2 separate regions of the Homo sapiens genome follow, and region 2 is linked to region 1. A link is a loop called in an ENCODE intact Hi-C map of the cell type or tissue named here. Cell type or tissue: PC-3. All regions are shown on one strand. Each heading gives the region's core, and the rest is flanking DNA. Links, peaks and the distances in the headings are about the cores only.

Evidence for each region. Peaks named below come from ENCODE experiments on the same cell type or tissue, not always from the same donor. Only the 100,000 strongest peaks of a DNase experiment are listed, where the experiment ranks them.
Region 2: it touches region 1 in a loop (10-fold over the local background); 36 of 110 quality-filtered maps call a loop at or near these places.

The regions. Positions count from the first base shown.
Region 1 is chr5:67,242,502-67,251,240 of GRCh38, forward strand. No RefSeq gene overlaps it. Among named protein-coding and RNA genes, the nearest start is that of TILRLS, 21 kb to the right of the region's middle. In PC-3, for the core only: a CTCF peak has its summit at 3,734 (motif pointing right); a DNase peak (open chromatin) is centred at 3,750.
Region 2 is chr5:68,267,653-68,275,652 of GRCh38, forward strand. It overlaps PIK3R1 (phosphoinositide-3-kinase regulatory subunit 1), which reads left to right. Exons shown (of 16, transcript NM_181523.3): 3 at 5,738-5,830; 4 at 6,287-6,361. Among named protein-coding and RNA genes, the nearest start is that of PIK3R1, 56 kb to the left of the region's middle. RefSeq lists an enhancer at 7,510-7,559. In PC-3, for the core only: a CTCF peak has its summit at 4,831 (motif pointing left); no DNase peak of the experiment used is centred there.

The sequences.
Region 1 (8,739 bases), core at 327-8,326:
AGCTGCACCACCAAACTCTCGCTTTCTGACCTGGGGCTTCTCTGAGGCTGTTGTTGACTTTGCAGAAACCGGGTTAGCCATTCTGCCCTATGCACACACCACAAGTGGGAATGAATGAAAACCCCATGGGGGCAATGATGGGAGCTGACGATAGTACTTCCCTTGGCATCCCTTAGAAAGACATACGAGGGACTCATTCGGCAAGGCAACCCAAAGCATCCCAAGAGGGGGGCGCCTCACTTGCCTATACCAGTGATCAGCTCAGTAAAAGACCTCTGGATTGGCTTTCCCTCCCCCTGTTTCAGTCTGCCTTGTTCTTTCCTCCTGTTCTTTGGAATCATTTCCCAAAGTAAACTCTTGTCTCAGGCCCAGCTTTTGGAGAGAACCCAGACTAAGACAGCTTATTTAAAATCAGCTTTACTCGGCCAGCGCGGTGGGTCACGCCTGTAATCCCAGCACTTTGGGAGGCCGAGGCGGACGGAGCACGAGGTCAGGAGATCGAGACCATCCTGGCTAACATGGTGAAACCCCGTCTCTACTAAAAATACACACACACACACAAAATTAGCCAGGTGTGGTGGCAGTCGCCTGTAGTCCCAGCTACTTGGGAGGCTGAGGCAGGAGAATGGCGTGAACCCGGGAGGTGGAGCTTACAGTGAGCCGAGATTGCGCCACTGCACTCCAGCCTGGGCGACAGAGTGAGACTGCGTCTCAAAAAAAAAAAAAAAAAAAAATCAGCTTTACTCAGTTAACTTTTTCTTAGATTTAGAGATGTTTGGAAACTATTTGCAAGGCTCATAAAATAAACACTAAATAAAGATGGTATAGAAAACAAGTAAATAGGGTGGCATCCATTATATTGTATGTAAATGTGCTATAAAGTATGAAGTGTTTTGTGAATTAGGCATTCTTCTTTCTTCAGTCAGGAGACAGACTCAGACAATTGCTTAGTTTTGATAAAACATTTCTCCATAATTCTACAGCTGTGTCTTAGATGGTAACTGAATAGTAATGTTTTGATTACAGCTTTGCAGATGTTGAGGCCCTAGACACAGCAGCTTTCTTCAATCAAGTGGTGAGTCCCTAGAAGACACTTGTCTTTCCTGTAGGTCAGTGCAAGGATCTTGAGCATGAAACCCTACGCTCAGAGCAGTGAGCTGGAAGGCTTGCTCCAGTGTGTGTGTGTATGTTTGCATTTGTGTGAGTGTGTGTGCATGTGTCTGTGCCTGCATGTGTGTATGTTTCTTTCTGTGTAAGCACAAAGTATGGATTCCAGTGTAATTATTTTATATACCACCATCTTTGGATTACAAATAGAAAAATGACATTTCTTTTGGGAATGGAGAGTATTGGACAGTGAAATGGATATCTGAAACCCTGTGCATTACCAATCGCTTAAACTACAGAATTTGTGTATCTTTTGCAGCTAGAAGAGACATTCAAGTTCACTCAGTGTTACAGATCTAGATCGTTTCTAACAGACAGCGGCACTAGAACCAGGCCTTTGGAGGCCCCTTCTCATGGTCCTTCTGGCATATCACACAGCCTTCTCTTAATGATCCTGCTTTTAAACCAGAGGTCAGCAACCTTTTTCTGTAAAGGGCAAGATAGTAAATTATTTTGGCTTTGTAGGCCAATGGTCTCTGTTGCAGTTGCTCAACTCTGCCCTTGTTGTGCGAAAGCAGTGGTAGAGGATACTTAAATAAACGAGTGTGGCTGTGTTCCAATAAAGGTTTATTTACAAACATAGGTATAGGTCTGACTTGGCCCACAATCTGTAGTTTCCTGAACCCAGTTTTATACCATTGAAGTTATGACAATTTCTGTTTGATGGTCACTAACAGGCTATTGGGTCTTAGAAAGTCAAAGCTACCATCTAGCCTGGTGGTAAGGTGAGCTGTTGCATCACAGTCCCCATGACTTGGCTTCTTTCCAGACCTGGGTATGCTCAGATCTCCAGCAGCCAGGAGAGTGGGCCTGGCTCCCACAGTACTCCAGTTTCCAAAAGGAATCACACATTCCCTTCCTGTGCAGATAAAAGAACAATTGGACCATGAGAGAACTTACTGGAAAGTAATGCAGGATCACCAGGAAGGAACAGGAATTCACTCCTCGGTCACAGTCTTCATAGTCTGATTGGGAGTCAATCAGGTCTAAAAAGGTCAGTGAGAATGTATGTCTGACTTTGGCAGGCTTCCAGCGCCTTACAGTCATGGAATAGTTTGTTGGGTTGTAGTTTTTTCCAGAGCCTATTCAGAGCTTCCTTTGGCTGCTCTATCCATGTCGGCTTCCTCACACCGCCACCCCACCACTATTTTCCCCTCACTTATTGTCTGTCAATGCAAAGCTATTGTTCCCGTTAACTAAAATCACCAATAAACAAATATTTTTTTTCTCTCCATTTCATCTTCCATAAAACTTGACTTTCAGGTCCTTTCCCCTGTACCCTCGTCTCTGGGAGCTGGTCCCAGGTCTCAGGCCCTAGAAAGCAAACATCTTCCATAAAAGGTCAGTGCAGAGAGTTTAGGTGAAACCTTATGCTGATGCAAATGGGCTAGATGATTGCTCTGGTGATTGTGTAGATTAATGTGTGTACATGTGTGTGTGTACGTGTGTGTCTGTGTGTCTGATTCTGACCTTTAAATTAGGCTTCTTCCCTGGGCCCCTGCTGAAGGAATTTCTTTCAGCAGCCTGGGTGCCATTGGTTAGCCTCCAGGTAGACATTATCTCTTCATTGTTGTCAAGTCTTCATTCTGTCCCTCCCATTTTTCACCATGTGAATCCACCTTATGATCTGTTTCAAAGTTGAACAAGATGAGAACTTTCAAAGGCTGGATGAAGAATGGAATTTTCAATGAATTTAATGACCTAATTCTCAAAAAGGTACATACAAAAAAAAAAAATTAAAAAGATATCTGCAGTTACTTGTTCTTTTTTTTTTTTTTTTGCCCTGATTGCATCATCTCTAAAGTTGCCTTTCTTGATGATCAACTGGCGAGATCTGTAAAGGGGCATAAGTTGCTAATGGGTCCTTGGAGTTGAAGTGATTTAGGGAAAAAAAATCCTACATTATTATTATTTTCCCCAAGTAGCACTCTGATGCCTGGGGAGAGGGATGCTGGTAGCTGTGTGAGAAGCGGCAGAAATGAGGAAGGAAGGAAGGAAGGAAGGAAGGAAGGAAGGAAGGAAGGAGGGAGGGAATATTTGATTATTTCTTCATAAACAACCAATTCCTTTAGCACCTGCTATGGTTCCTGCCGCTGTGAGAGGAATATCAATGGCTTCAATATTCCATTGTTTGTGACTGAGAAGCATTTGCCTGCTGTACTGGGCTGCTTAGTTTTTTCAGACTGGCCACAAGGCAGAAAATGTGGCAGATATATAAAAGGAAAATGTTGGCCAACATGCCCTACATCAGGTGAGTTTTCTGTCTAAAGCCCATTTTGGAGTTACTGCCTCTCCCCTTTTTGTTTCTTCACAGCCTTTTGTTGATTTTTAGTTACATTTCTTTCCCCTGATGAGTGGCATACCCTTAAGTGTGCAGGTTCTACTGTTCTGCTCACATTAACACTTCTGTTAGTTTTTTTGTAATAGCCTACTTTGTTTTGATAAAATCATTACTTTCTTCAGCAACACTAATGCAAAGGAATGATTCATGAATACAAATGAAAGAAACAGCTCACAAAACAGGAGAAAAGGTGAGGAAAGAGAAGTTATGTTGGGTACTTGAAGTAGATCATTACCACCAGGTGGCGCTATTAAAACACCTCATTTTAAAATCCTAAACAGGGTTGCAAATAAGGAAAATGCAAAATTAGAGTCCTTCACAGAGAAAATACTTTTTATCAAAGAGAGACAGAGTGTGCGTGTGTGTGTGTATGTGTGTGTGTGTTTAGAACATAATTGTTTTAGGAAGAAGTAAATATTATGGGAAGTGGTGATACTTTTTAGAAAGGTGGCTCACAATTGATATTCTTGTAAGTTAAATACTAAAGCTTTTGAATATAAATATATTTAATTCCAGCTAGACCTTTTCTAGAATCTTCTGAAGCATGACATTGTAGACATCAGAAAGATGGTTTACTTTTACCATTCCACAACCCACTTTCATTCTACATAGAGAGCTTGCACAGTGGGGGCATTTATGTGAAAACAATTAGTACCCCATTAGGGGAAACATGAAGCCTGCAGGTCTGAGATGTTCTTGACTGCTTTGGGAACTTGGCATGTAGAAAGCTGGTAAATTAATACTCCGTGGAAGAGGATTCTTTACTTTAAAACATGTTGTCTATTATGTGACTCCGTGCTGCTGGTACCATTGTTATTTAAAGTAGACATTTTCATGTTTGTGCATTCTGTATGTGCATAGGGTATCCATTTACTGACAGAGAGATGAAAAGCTGATAATTCACATGTTTGTACATCAAAGATAGGGTGTTGATATAATGGTCCAGATAATCTTACACTTGAAGAAAGGCCAGGAGTAGAAAGTGATCTAACACAAAAAAGCATTAACGCCCTGAATTTTACATTGATTCTCCCTTATTTCAGCCCCAGAGCAACTCTCTGAATCAGATGATGCTGATAACTCCATTCTTAAGGCGAGGCTCCAGGAAGTTAAATAAGTTGTCAGTTGTCACAAAGCCACACTATATGACAGAATCAGGAGTTAAGCTCAGAAATTATTCCAGGGAGAAAAAATGCAATAAAATGAAAGGGAAAAGGCCTACGTTGTTTTGCAGTTTGTATTTAGATAAAATACTGTGGATAGCTTTGAAAGAAAGTGGAAAGAGACATACATATATATATTCATTCTACTTTTCTTATGTAATTTTTATCAATTCTATCTCAGCATACTATAACATATTCCATCATCCACAAAGCAGGAAGCCTGGGAAGACTGCTGGGTTTTTCTATACCTGGGGAAGAAAATACAAGTTGCTCATGAAAGTTGTAGCTGTGATAGCTCCCACATAATTCACACTACAGAGGCATTGACCCAGCTGGAAATGCAATGCATTATATAGAAATCAGCTGGTCCCTGCCTGGAAGAATATATGTTAATGGGAATATGTGACTCCAAGGAGAGTGCCTGGTATATACTAGACATTCAACATGTTGGCAGGATCTGAGCCTACAGCAATATAAAACCGACAACTTTATATTGTTTTGAAGTATCTGATGAACTCTTTATTTCTTGTTTCTAATTGAATTGTATTTAGATAGCGGTTTTTAGCCAAATTTTGCAGAGACGCTTCTGTATCCACCTGGGAAGTTATATGGGGGAAAGATTGTGTATAGGGGGCAGTGGTGTGTGTGGTGGGGGAGTGGGCTTCGCCATCCACCCTAGCTTATGTTAGAGCAGGTGGGCTATTTCTAATACATGCGACATTTCTAATACTGTGCTTGCATATTTTGAGTACTTAATTTTGATGTCAAGTCCTATAATACATCAGGGATTTAAGTGATTTATTTGAAACAATTCGTCACTTAAAAGATTATACTTAAAAGATTCAGATCCTTTATGATTTTTTAAAAATGATAAAAGATCCCCTGTGTTCTATGGTTATCAGAATTGAAGGTGATACAATATCTGAAAAGAAAAGAAATCATTATACGTCTCAGAGAGAAGTGTCACAAAGGAAATTTAATTCCTAATTTGATAAAAATGAAAAGAATCTGATTCTTTGATGATAAATCTTGAATCAGCTGGAGGCTGATTAATATATATAGAAGTAAGAGCAACTAAAAAGTGTTTTGACAGAAGCAGAAGACCTGGGGCTTATGTTGAAGTTTCTGATTATGTCCTCTAATGGTTCTGAAACATGGCTAGGAATGCCATTTATTTATTTGTTTCTTTGTTCACTTATTCATTCATATGTATTCTGAGGGGGAGTCTTTTTTTTTTTTTTTTTTCTTTGGAGACAGGGTCTTGCCTGTTGCTGAGGCTGGAGTGTATTGGAGCAATCACAGCTCACTGCAGCCCAACCCCCTGGACTCAAGTGATCCTCCCACCTCAGCCTCCCACATAGATGGGACTACAGGCACACACCATCATGCCTGGCTAATTTTTAAATTTTTTGTAGAGACCGGGTCTTGCTATGTTGCCCAGGCTGATCTTGAACTCCTGGGCTAAGGGAGTCTTAAAAGGTGTGCTGTTCATATTCTAGCCTAGTAATTGTGTTTGCAGTCATTGGTGTCACAGAAGTGCCACCTGCCTGTTGTTTCACTTGCCCTGTTACCACTTGCCTATTTTGCTAATGGTTTGCTACAGTTGACAAATGGTGTGTTTTGGTCTAGCTTCCAGCTCCCAGAGACCACAGGAAACACAGACAGGTACATGCTTGATCCTCCCAAGCTGCAGACATTCCTGGGCGTGTGTTGGGCAGTACACACTGTACTTCCTGTGTCATGCCCACATCCAGCTGTCAGGCCCTTACCCCTGAGGGCTTGGGGGATACATGGGAGAAGTTTGTTGATTTGGGCTCGAGGTCAAGCAGTCTATTTTAGAAACCTTAGGAGACTTAGTTTAAAAAGTATTAAAAGGTCTCATAAAAGAGAATTGTAAGGTTGGCTAGCAGTTGATTTGTTATGAGATGGAAGAGTCATACATTATCTTGGTATTTAATCAGTTAATAAATTGTTTCAATATGGTATATCCTTTTTTTCTTAAAGCAGTTTTCTTCCTAATAGCAAAGGATGCCAAGATTATTGCAATCTTTGGTAATCTCCTGTGAAATATGCCCTTTGCATTTCTTTTTATGAGTTTCCACCCTTGCCAGTATCAAGAAACAACAGAGCAGGGGAAGAAAAACATTTAGGGAAAATCACCAAATGCAGAGTCAGGAATCAAATTGAGATTTTCAGCTCCAAGTCTAGAATACCATGTTGACATTATAAATAGCCAACTAGGTATTTAATAGCTTATCACTAAGAGCTTGAGATTGTGGCTCCGGTTTTGAGACTCACATACGCCAAAAGCCAACTGTTAGGGAGCGACCCCTAAGGTGCACATGTATTACTGATTTATTTACACAAAACCTCATTCCATAAAGGAAATAAAGTGGTCTGCAACAATAACATGCACCGTGTAATAATGGTAGAATGTCATACCGAGGAACCAAAAGATAAAGATCAGGATAAAAGGCTGATACGAGCTTAACCAAAGGACTTCAAGTATGTTATGAGGGCTCAGACAGCTGTTACAATCCAGCCTCATATCTGGAAGCAAGCCAAACTGAATTCAAGTGTGAAGGGGGCCATGAGACAAACAGTAAGAAGCACAGAGCTTTCTCTGACAAAACATTTCATCTCTGAGTACTCAGAATTTTCGTTGCTCCTTTTTTTTTCTTTTTTCTCTTATTTATTTTTATTATACTTTTAAGTGTTAGGGTACATGTGCACATTGTGCAGGTTAGTTACATATGTATACATGTGCCATGCTGGTGCGCTGCACCCACTAACTCGTCATCTAGCATTAGGTATATCTCCTGATGCTATCCCTCCCCACTCCCACCACCCCACAACAGTCCCCAGAGTGTGATATTCCCCTTCCTGTGTCCATGTGATCTCATTGTTCAGTTCCCACCTATGAGTGAGAATATGCGGTGTTTGGTTTTTTGTTCTTGCGATAGTTTACTGAGAATGATAATTTCCAATTTCATCCATGTCCCTACAAAGGACATGAACTCATCCTTTTTTATGGCTGCATAGTATTCCATGGTGTATATGTGCCACATTTTCTTAATCCAGTCTATCATTGTTGGACATTTGGGTTGGTTCCAAGTCTTTGCTATTGTGAATAATGCCGCAATAAACATACGTGCACATGTGTCTTTATAGCAGCATGATTTATAGTCCTTTGGGTATATACCCAGTAATGGGATGGCTGGGTCAAATGGTATTTCTAGTTCTAGATCCCTGAGGAATCGCCACACTGACTTCCACAATGGTTGAACTAGTTTACAGTCCCACCAACAGTGTAAAAGTGTTCCTATTTCTCCACATCCTCTCCAGCACCTGTTGTTTCCTGACTTTTTAATGATTGCCATTCTAACTGGTGTGAGATGGTATCTCATTGTGGTTTTGATTTGCATTTCTCTGATGGCCAGTGATGGTGAGCATTTTTTCATGTGTTTTTTGGCTGCATAAATGTCTTCTTTTGAGAAGTGTGTGTTCATGTCCTTTGCCCACTTTCTGATGGGGTTGTTTGTTTTTTTCTTGTAAATTTGTTTGAGTTCATTGTAGATTCTGGATATTAGCCCTTTGTCAGATAATAAAATAAAATACTGGCAAACCGAATCCAGCAGCACATCAAAAAGCTTATCCACCATGATCAAGTGGGCTTCATCCCTGGGATGCAAGGCTGGTTCAATATATGCAAATCAATAAATGTAATCCAGCATATAAACAGAGCCAAAGACAAAAACCACATGATTATCTCAATAGATGCAGAAAAAGCCTTTGACAAAATTCAACAACCCTTCATGCTAAAAACTCTCAATAAATTAGGTATTGATGGGACGTATTTCAAAATAATAAGAGCTATCTATGACAAACTCACAGCCAGTATCATACTGAATGGGCAAAAACTGGAAGCATTCCCTTTGAAAACTGGCACAAGACAGGGATGCCCTCTCTCACCACTCCTATTCAACATAGGGTTGGAAGTTCTGGCCAGGGCAATTAGGCAGGAGAAGGAAATAAAGGGTATTCAGTTAGCAAAAGAGGAAGTCAAAT
Region 2 (8,000 bases), core at 1-8,000, 1.0 Mb after region 1:
AAAAAAAAAGCTCTTGTTTCGGCCACACTCAATATAATTTAGCACACAGTCATTCCAACTTCATTTTGTCTTCACATTCAGAAAACTGAAGTCTAATATCTCAAATATATTAGTATTGTGGTCCTTTTGGGGAAAGTATGATAAATTGAAAATATTTTGGTTTTGACTTCTGAAGATTTTGAGTATTGTTTATATATACAAAGGCAAAATGCAAATATATACAAGGCAAAATGCAAATGTGCTTCCAGCTTGCTTCCTTAGAAAAGTATTGAGAACAGTCTAAGTATGATAATTTCTGGTCTTAAAACCTGCAATTGCAATCGGGTATTTCCATAATCTAAACAATAATAAAGATTACATGACTAATTCTAACAATAATAACTACCTATTAGTTTGTGCTTTCTACATACTGGGCACGATGCCTGTCATGTTTATATATATATATTATTTAATCCTTATTACTGCACATAATTACTCCCATTTTACAGATGAATAAATGGGATTCAAGTTAACTAACTTGCCCAAGACTACTGAATTCAGTAAGTGGCAAAGCAAGGATTAAAACCTAAGCCTCTTTGGCTTTAAAGCTCTGCTTCTAATCACTTTTTTACTACTGATTAAACAGATGTGTCCCAAAATTAAGGAAGTCATCGTTGTTTTTTTTGCTTTGTTTTTGCTTAGTCAAAGAGCACAGGCCATCATTTGTTGTAGTGTCACCCGTAAAGCTTAATAAGTTTAAAGTTCAGGGTGTTAATCATTACAAGCATAAAGTATGAATATGCTTTAAAGGTTTATTTAAGAAAAGAATTGGGATTAGATTTGCCCACCAGAATATACATTTTTCACTTGAAGTCCTGAGAGAGATTCAGACAGAAACAGCTTTGACTCAGCAGCAGTTAGCAGACAAACATCTTGATATAATACTGATCCACACTTTGCATATACACTTTCTTTTCTTTGTATTACATTTTTAGAGGTAAGTGGCAGTTTTTCACACACTTCCAAACTGCTTCCATCAGTAATGAAATATTTGGCTTGGGCAGCCTCTGGAGTCCCAGTGTTTCAGCTTAAACTTTCCAGTGGGCCCTGCCAGGCACTAACTTCAAAATATCTTTTTTTATGGTGAATGCCTCCAGAAGGTGCAACTGTGTGGTGGTTTCATTTTGCACTTCATAACGGTGTTGGCATCACTTAATGCAAAGAATGCCACTGTCTCCCACACACCGCTGGTGCCCAAGGACTGTCGAGGCCTGTCCATGTTAGTGGTTTGGGAAGGGCTGAAGTTTGGAGAGAAGGCTCTTTTTCTATTCCATGTGATTGGCTGTCACCAGGGCAAAGGGGGAAAACTAGAACGAGTGGAAAATGCAGCATCGGATGTGTCATCAAATATTCTTCCTACAACCTGGGACACCTAGTTCATTGGTGTTCTGGTCAACATTGAAGGCTGAATCCTCCTTTCTTTTGAAATAATGCGTGTCTTGGATTCACTACTTTTAAACCTTTCTGCTGATCTTTATCCTTTTCTTCCTAAGCAATACTGATTTCTTTCAATGAAAAATGATTTAGCTAGTGAAAAACTGGGATTGGGTTGTAGTAAAGGAATCAACAAATTTGCCCAGATTCTTAAGAGTGGAGTTGGTTCTCCACACTTATACACTGTGCTACAGCAAGCTTCACAACCAAAACCCATTACTTATTCAGGTATAAAAATCAAAAGCTGAACTGTAATGAGAATTTAAATGTAAACTGTTGGAGGATGGTGCTCTGTTAATTTGTGTTTGCTCCATACCCCACCCTATATAATTGATAATATTTGCATCTTTTTGTTTTTAGTACTATTATTTTTTGGTTTATCAAACTTTGTAACATGGTGCTTTATTGTGGACTTTTCAAAGAACACCTTGCCAAATTTGGTAATTCCTAGCAATTGTCATTTCCTGTTGGAATTTCTTAAAGTGGAATCTAATGGAAAAGTAATTCTTGACCTTGTGTATTTAGTAAAATTAAAGGCATAGTTGATTTTAGGATTGTCATAAAAATTAATATTTTGTTTTAAAAGACTTTTTAGACTTTCAATGCTAATTGATCCTATTGTTGGAAGTAGATGATATAAACTTTAAAGCTTTTTGGGTAGAACTTTCACATTCACCATGTCTAAATATTTTAAAGAGGAAATGGATTGACTCGCAGACATTTTGTACTAAGGAATAGAAAATCTTTGAATTGCTATTTAAAAAAAAAAAAATCCCTGTAAAATTTACCATTTTAAACTCCAGTTGCAAAATCCTGATCAGCTATGATGATTCATACATTTGAGCGATAAAGCTTTTTTCAATATTACAAATTCAGTGGGGAGTCACTCAATACATTACAAAAAGAGTACTTACACTTCCTAGTACCCATGTGTATTTTTTTTTCTTTTTAAAGCAATCTGGTGTGCCTTTTGAGAAAAGTTCCAGTGTTCTCACAGATCCTGACTTGGTGTAGCACAGTGCTTTTCAGAAACTTGGTCCAACACCTGAATGAGTAATGTGTAAAACATATAATGTTTTGTAGCTCAGGATACTGCAGGTAAACTAACACTTTTTGCCGAAAAAACATTGAAAAGACAAAGGAAAGCAAGGAAGTTTTGCTTTTTTAAAAAATTTTTTCAAGCTTAATGAAGAAAGAGCTGGAAATCCTTTTGTATGGAGCATTTGCCAGCCCAGCAATATAACAACTTTTGGGTGCATATTTCAATCACAATTAGATGAAATCTTTAATTATCATTTAATTTGACTTTCATATTTGCCTGCAGAAATGATTGTGTTGATAAGACTCTGGAATGAGACAAACCTTTATTAAGTAATTCCATTTTCAGAGCCAACATTAAAGTTTTTTTTAATTAAAAAAATGCCTGTGTAATTTATGAGAAAAGGGGAAGAGGAATTGGCATGTTGGTTGCATGAGAGTTGCATGGATATGTATTTACTATTTAATCTTTAGCTTTTTGAGATTTGGGGTGTGCTAAGTCTTGTTAGTTTGAGGGGCCTAAGGAGTGACACAATAATGGATCTTAATAAATAACACTTTTCTACATCATTTCTCTACCTTTATATTTCCCTTCTATTATATATGCTGACAGGATGATATTTCATTGTATTCAGTGTAGAAGGTGTTTGTGAGAGAGGATACTTTTGTGAGTTGATATTAAGGCAAAGGGAAGTGGTTTATAATTTATCAGAGGAAATGAAATGGTGTGCTCTTTCATTTTATAATATTTCTTTTAAAATTTTATAATGCTTTTAATTGGACTGTGAAACCTTTAAGACATTTGTATTTGAAGTGCTTTTCAGATATATTTACATTTTAACATACAGGGATTTGAGAGATGTCATTGCTGGATTTTTTCATAGGATCACCCACATGAATTTTCTTATCAAAAGAGTATGTCCTAAAGCTTATTTCTAACCCCAAACAGGTTACTAGCCCATTCCTGGATGTTCCGATTCTGAAGATTTAGGGTGGTACCTGGGAATCAGTATTTCTAGCACGTCCTCCAGGTGGTGCTTAGCTCTGGCAAGTGTGGGAGAGACCAGAGAGAGGTGAAGTTCCCACCCAGCCCTCTGCACAGTGACTGGAAAGTTAATGGCCAGTCGTTTGTGCTTCTATGAAACCTAAGATGTGTTACAGTGATGTTGCAGTAGGACAAAGTCACTCAGGAAATCGAGTGGTAAACATTGCAGGGCTTTGAGTTCAAATATTGATTAGCTCTATGTTAAGATGCCTTGTCTTCAGGGATAGCTTTAGAGTGGGATCTCTAACACAAAGCTGACTCGGGAATCTTTCATCTGCCATTGACAAAATTTGCCCTTGTGCAGGCAAGTAAGACTATACTCTCTAATTTTATGGGCACTAGCCACCTATGGTTGTTTCCATTTAAATCAGTTAAAATAAAAAATTCAGTTCTTCACTGGGAATGGCTGCATTTTACTCAATAACCGCTGTGGCTAGTCATTGCTTTATCAGAGAGCACAGCTGTAGAACATTTCCATCATCACAGAAAGCTCTAATAGTGCTACTGTAGGATTTTCCCTCATAATATAGCTCTTCTCTTTTTATCCTGGGTAGTTGCAATGGCTAATAGAATTAGGTGGAAAGATCATGCATCCATCTATGTACTGCACATTGCATACTGAAATCTGAAAGAATGTTTTTGCAAAATGACTTAATCATACTTCTCTGAGATCAAAATTTAATAACATTACTTTCATAACGTGAATTTGTTCTATGTTGACTTTTAGTACTTGAAATACAGGCTTAATTAAAAATTTGTTGGCCAGGTGCAGTGGCTCACACCTGTAATCCCAGCATTTTGAGAGATTGAGGTGGGTGGATTGCTTGAGTCCATGAGTTCGAGACCAGCCTGGGCAATATGGCAAAACCCCGTCTCTACTAAAAATATACAAAAAATTAGCTGGGAGTGATGCTGTGCACTGTAGTCGCAGCTACTCAGGAGGCTGGGGGGGGAGGATCACATGAACTCAGGAAGTTGAGGCTGCAGCGAGCCATGATCACGCCACTACACTCCAGCCTGGGTGACAGAGCGAGACCCTGTCTCAAAAAAAAAAAAAAAAAAGAAAAAGGAAATTTGTTTACCATAGTATATGGCTTCTAATAAAGAGCTATACTGGTAAAATCTCACAGAAACAAAATTGCAAATATTTAGTCTTTCTCAGATTATATAAATTATTCCTAGAAAAGACTGCAAGCAATGAGGCTAATAAACAGGTTGTACTTATATTTTCATAATGACTTTAATTTACCTTTATTTTGCAGTTTCACAAATTTAAGATGAATATATTTAGCTCCCTCTTCTGGCATAATTTGAGAATTTTTTTGCTTACAATGGTCTTATTTATTTTTTTTGGACTGAGAATAAGGTTATCAATGTAATGTTGAAGAATGTTATTTATGAGTGTCATCCAGTTAGATTTTTTGGTATCATTGTAAATGGTTAAAACGCATGCAAAAAGTTTACGAAAACACCACATTTTAAAAACTACTAATTGACCAAAAAATACATAAACAAAGGCTTTGACAAAGTTATACAGAAATTTATTTTGATATCAAGTGGGCAGTGATCATTCATATTGGCTTCTGGATCTGAGACTCAGCCCATACCTGGCATTTGTGAGGCTTGGGGCAAGAATGCAAAAAGAGGCCCAAGTACCCTGTGCCTAAGTATTTTTGTTATAAATCATGTCAACTGTTCAATAAAATCTGTCCCATCCTTTCTAGGCAGTTATTTCTTCCTAATGACCAGGAGGAGAGATCTGAATTCAGGTTCTTGGGCTCCTGAGAGTTCTGCCCTAGAGTGTGGTATTATGGGGAGAGCTGGATCCTGGTTCATCCCTGGCTTCTCCCTGCACATCCAAACTCCCATCCATCCTGCCACTCCCCCCACCTTTGGGGCCCAGGGGTGTACCTAGACAGGGGGGTTTGTCCTGGGGAGGGTGGACCTGGGGGAAAGGCCATAAGAGGCCATTTAGCAGGAAATCCTGGAGCATTACTCTGAGTAGACCCTAGGTGAGAAGCAGTGGGCATATCACTTTGGCCTGGAAAGTGCAAAAGCCCAGAGCAGGGGTTCTTCTTGCTCGGGCCTGATGTAATTAAATTATTTTGTACGTCCTTCATTGTGGTCTAATGCATTCAACTATCCAAATTAAATACAATGGTGGGATTTTGTTGTTTGCAGCTTTGACTCTCCCGGATCTTGCAGAGCAGTTTGCCCCTCCTGACATTGCCCCGCCTCTTCTTATCAAGCTCGTGGAAGCCATTGAAAAGAAAGGTAACCAGACTGCTAGAGGGCATCAGTTCCTTTGTTCTACCCTTATTTCATGGCTCTTATTATTTGTCTCTTGTGCATTCATTAAGTAAATTTCCTACTACCAGCTATGTCCAGATACTCTGCTGGACACTCAAACTGTTTGGGGCTAAGTACTGGGAAAAATGTCTCAGTCTATAATTTCTAACTCTAGATTATCATGTAGTTTCCATATGGAAACTATTAAATTCTTCATAATTTAATAAATATGATTAACTTTCTTCTTAGAGGCCAGATGGTTTTGCCAAAATTATCAACATGCCAGGTAAGATTAATAGTAGGAGTTGACTTCCAAGAATATTTGGTACACATCTAGAACAGATACTGGATGGAAACTGGAATGTCTCTGGCAGCAGCCTCACAGGTTCTCCAGAGAGCTGTGTTTTGCATACATGGTCTGTGGTCTGTTTTGTGTCCTAGGTCTGGAATGTTCAACTCTATACAGAACACAGAGCTCCAGCAACCTGGCAGAATTACGACAGCTTCTTGATTGTGGTGAGTGTCACAGAGCTAGAAATGCAAATGGGAAAGACAGGTCTTGGCTTTCTGTTTCAGGTAATGCACACACACAAAATTGAATTTAATCTATGCAGTGTTCTAAATTTAAAGGGAACTCAAATCATGTACAGTTCTCCCTGCCCTGTTATGGTAACAGTGCAAACCTTTGAAATTTTTCTCCTGAGTTGGGCTGCAAGTGTGTGCACGCCTCCCTGCAGGCATGTTGGTCATCATCATAGCCATCAGGCCCTGGGTCCTGCAGAGGAGAGAAACCACCTCTTGGTGTTTCTCTCGCTCTGTGTATCTACCATCTTTCCTTGACCCTGAATTTGGCTACATCTAATTCATCTGAATCAATTAAAAAATATTTTTAAGCCTATGTCACTTAAGAAATGTCTCTTCTGACATCCTTTTTCTTTTATTACCTTTCCCTTCCATTTTCCTTTTCCGTTTCCCTTTCTTTCTGGCTTGCCTTCTTTCTTTTTTTGTGTTGAGTGCATTAAGTAACATCACGATATTGTTATGTTCAGTGGTGTGCTGATAAACCAACTCTCTAGGAAGAAAAAGGCCCTGGTTTGTAGCATCTGCCCATTTTTGTGGCATGAATATTCCCACCGGGGCTTATTTCAAGCTAACCAACATGATGTCACTGGATGTGGAATTGGGAAGAATTGAGGACAGTTTGTTAAATAACACTAATTAATTTAGCCAAGAGGGCTTTAGTACCCCAAACACCCACTCCCTCCTTTGGCATAGATGAAAAACTACAAATCAATTTACTTGCCAGCATTCCAGCAAGTCATCTTCTTATAAATCTTTCAAGATCCTTCATTCCCTCATAACGCTTAAAAAAATTATATACTGCCTCACATCATTTTAACTGAAATTAGGTGTTTAAGCCAAAAAGAGTGAAACTCAGTTTTGGACTCCGTCAGAGGTATAATTGTACAAAGAATGCCCACATGACAGTAAATGAGAATTTGAAGCATGAGGCAGTTTCAAAATGAGGCAACTTCTGAGACTTTTAGAAAAGAGGTTTTTTTGGAGAAAAGGAGGAGACTAGACCTTTATCAGTATCAGTAAATTCTTACACTTGAAATGTTCTGACCAGATGTTTCAAAAGTTAAAAAAATGTTTAACTCCATTTTTCCTTTGTACATGGAAATCAGTTGCATGCGAACAGAGCATATCCTCTTTGCTGCTCTGCCTCCTGCACTTCCCACAGAGCAGGTCATTAGAAGTTAACATGCAGAACACTCAAGGTGAAAAGGCTTGTTTTTCGGTGTTTCTGACAGCTTTATCAGGGCTTTAAGGAAACGCTGAATTTTGTCCTTAGCCAATTGAAATGAAGACACATGTTTGGGTCAGAAAATTGGTCAAATTATGAACACGTTTAGTCACAGGAAGAGTTTAGACATCAGAGCCCGATGAAGTGGAAGTTATTTGAGAAATAGTGGTTAGGTTTATAATGTGATCAACACAAAATGATGCAGTTTAGTTATTTAAAAAAAAAAAAAAACTCTTCACACCACTCGTGAGATAGAGTCAACAACCAAGATTCACGTCAATGGTACATTTTGACCAACAGGTTTCCTTCCCCAGTGAGATCAAAACACATAGAAAACTGGTTTCATTT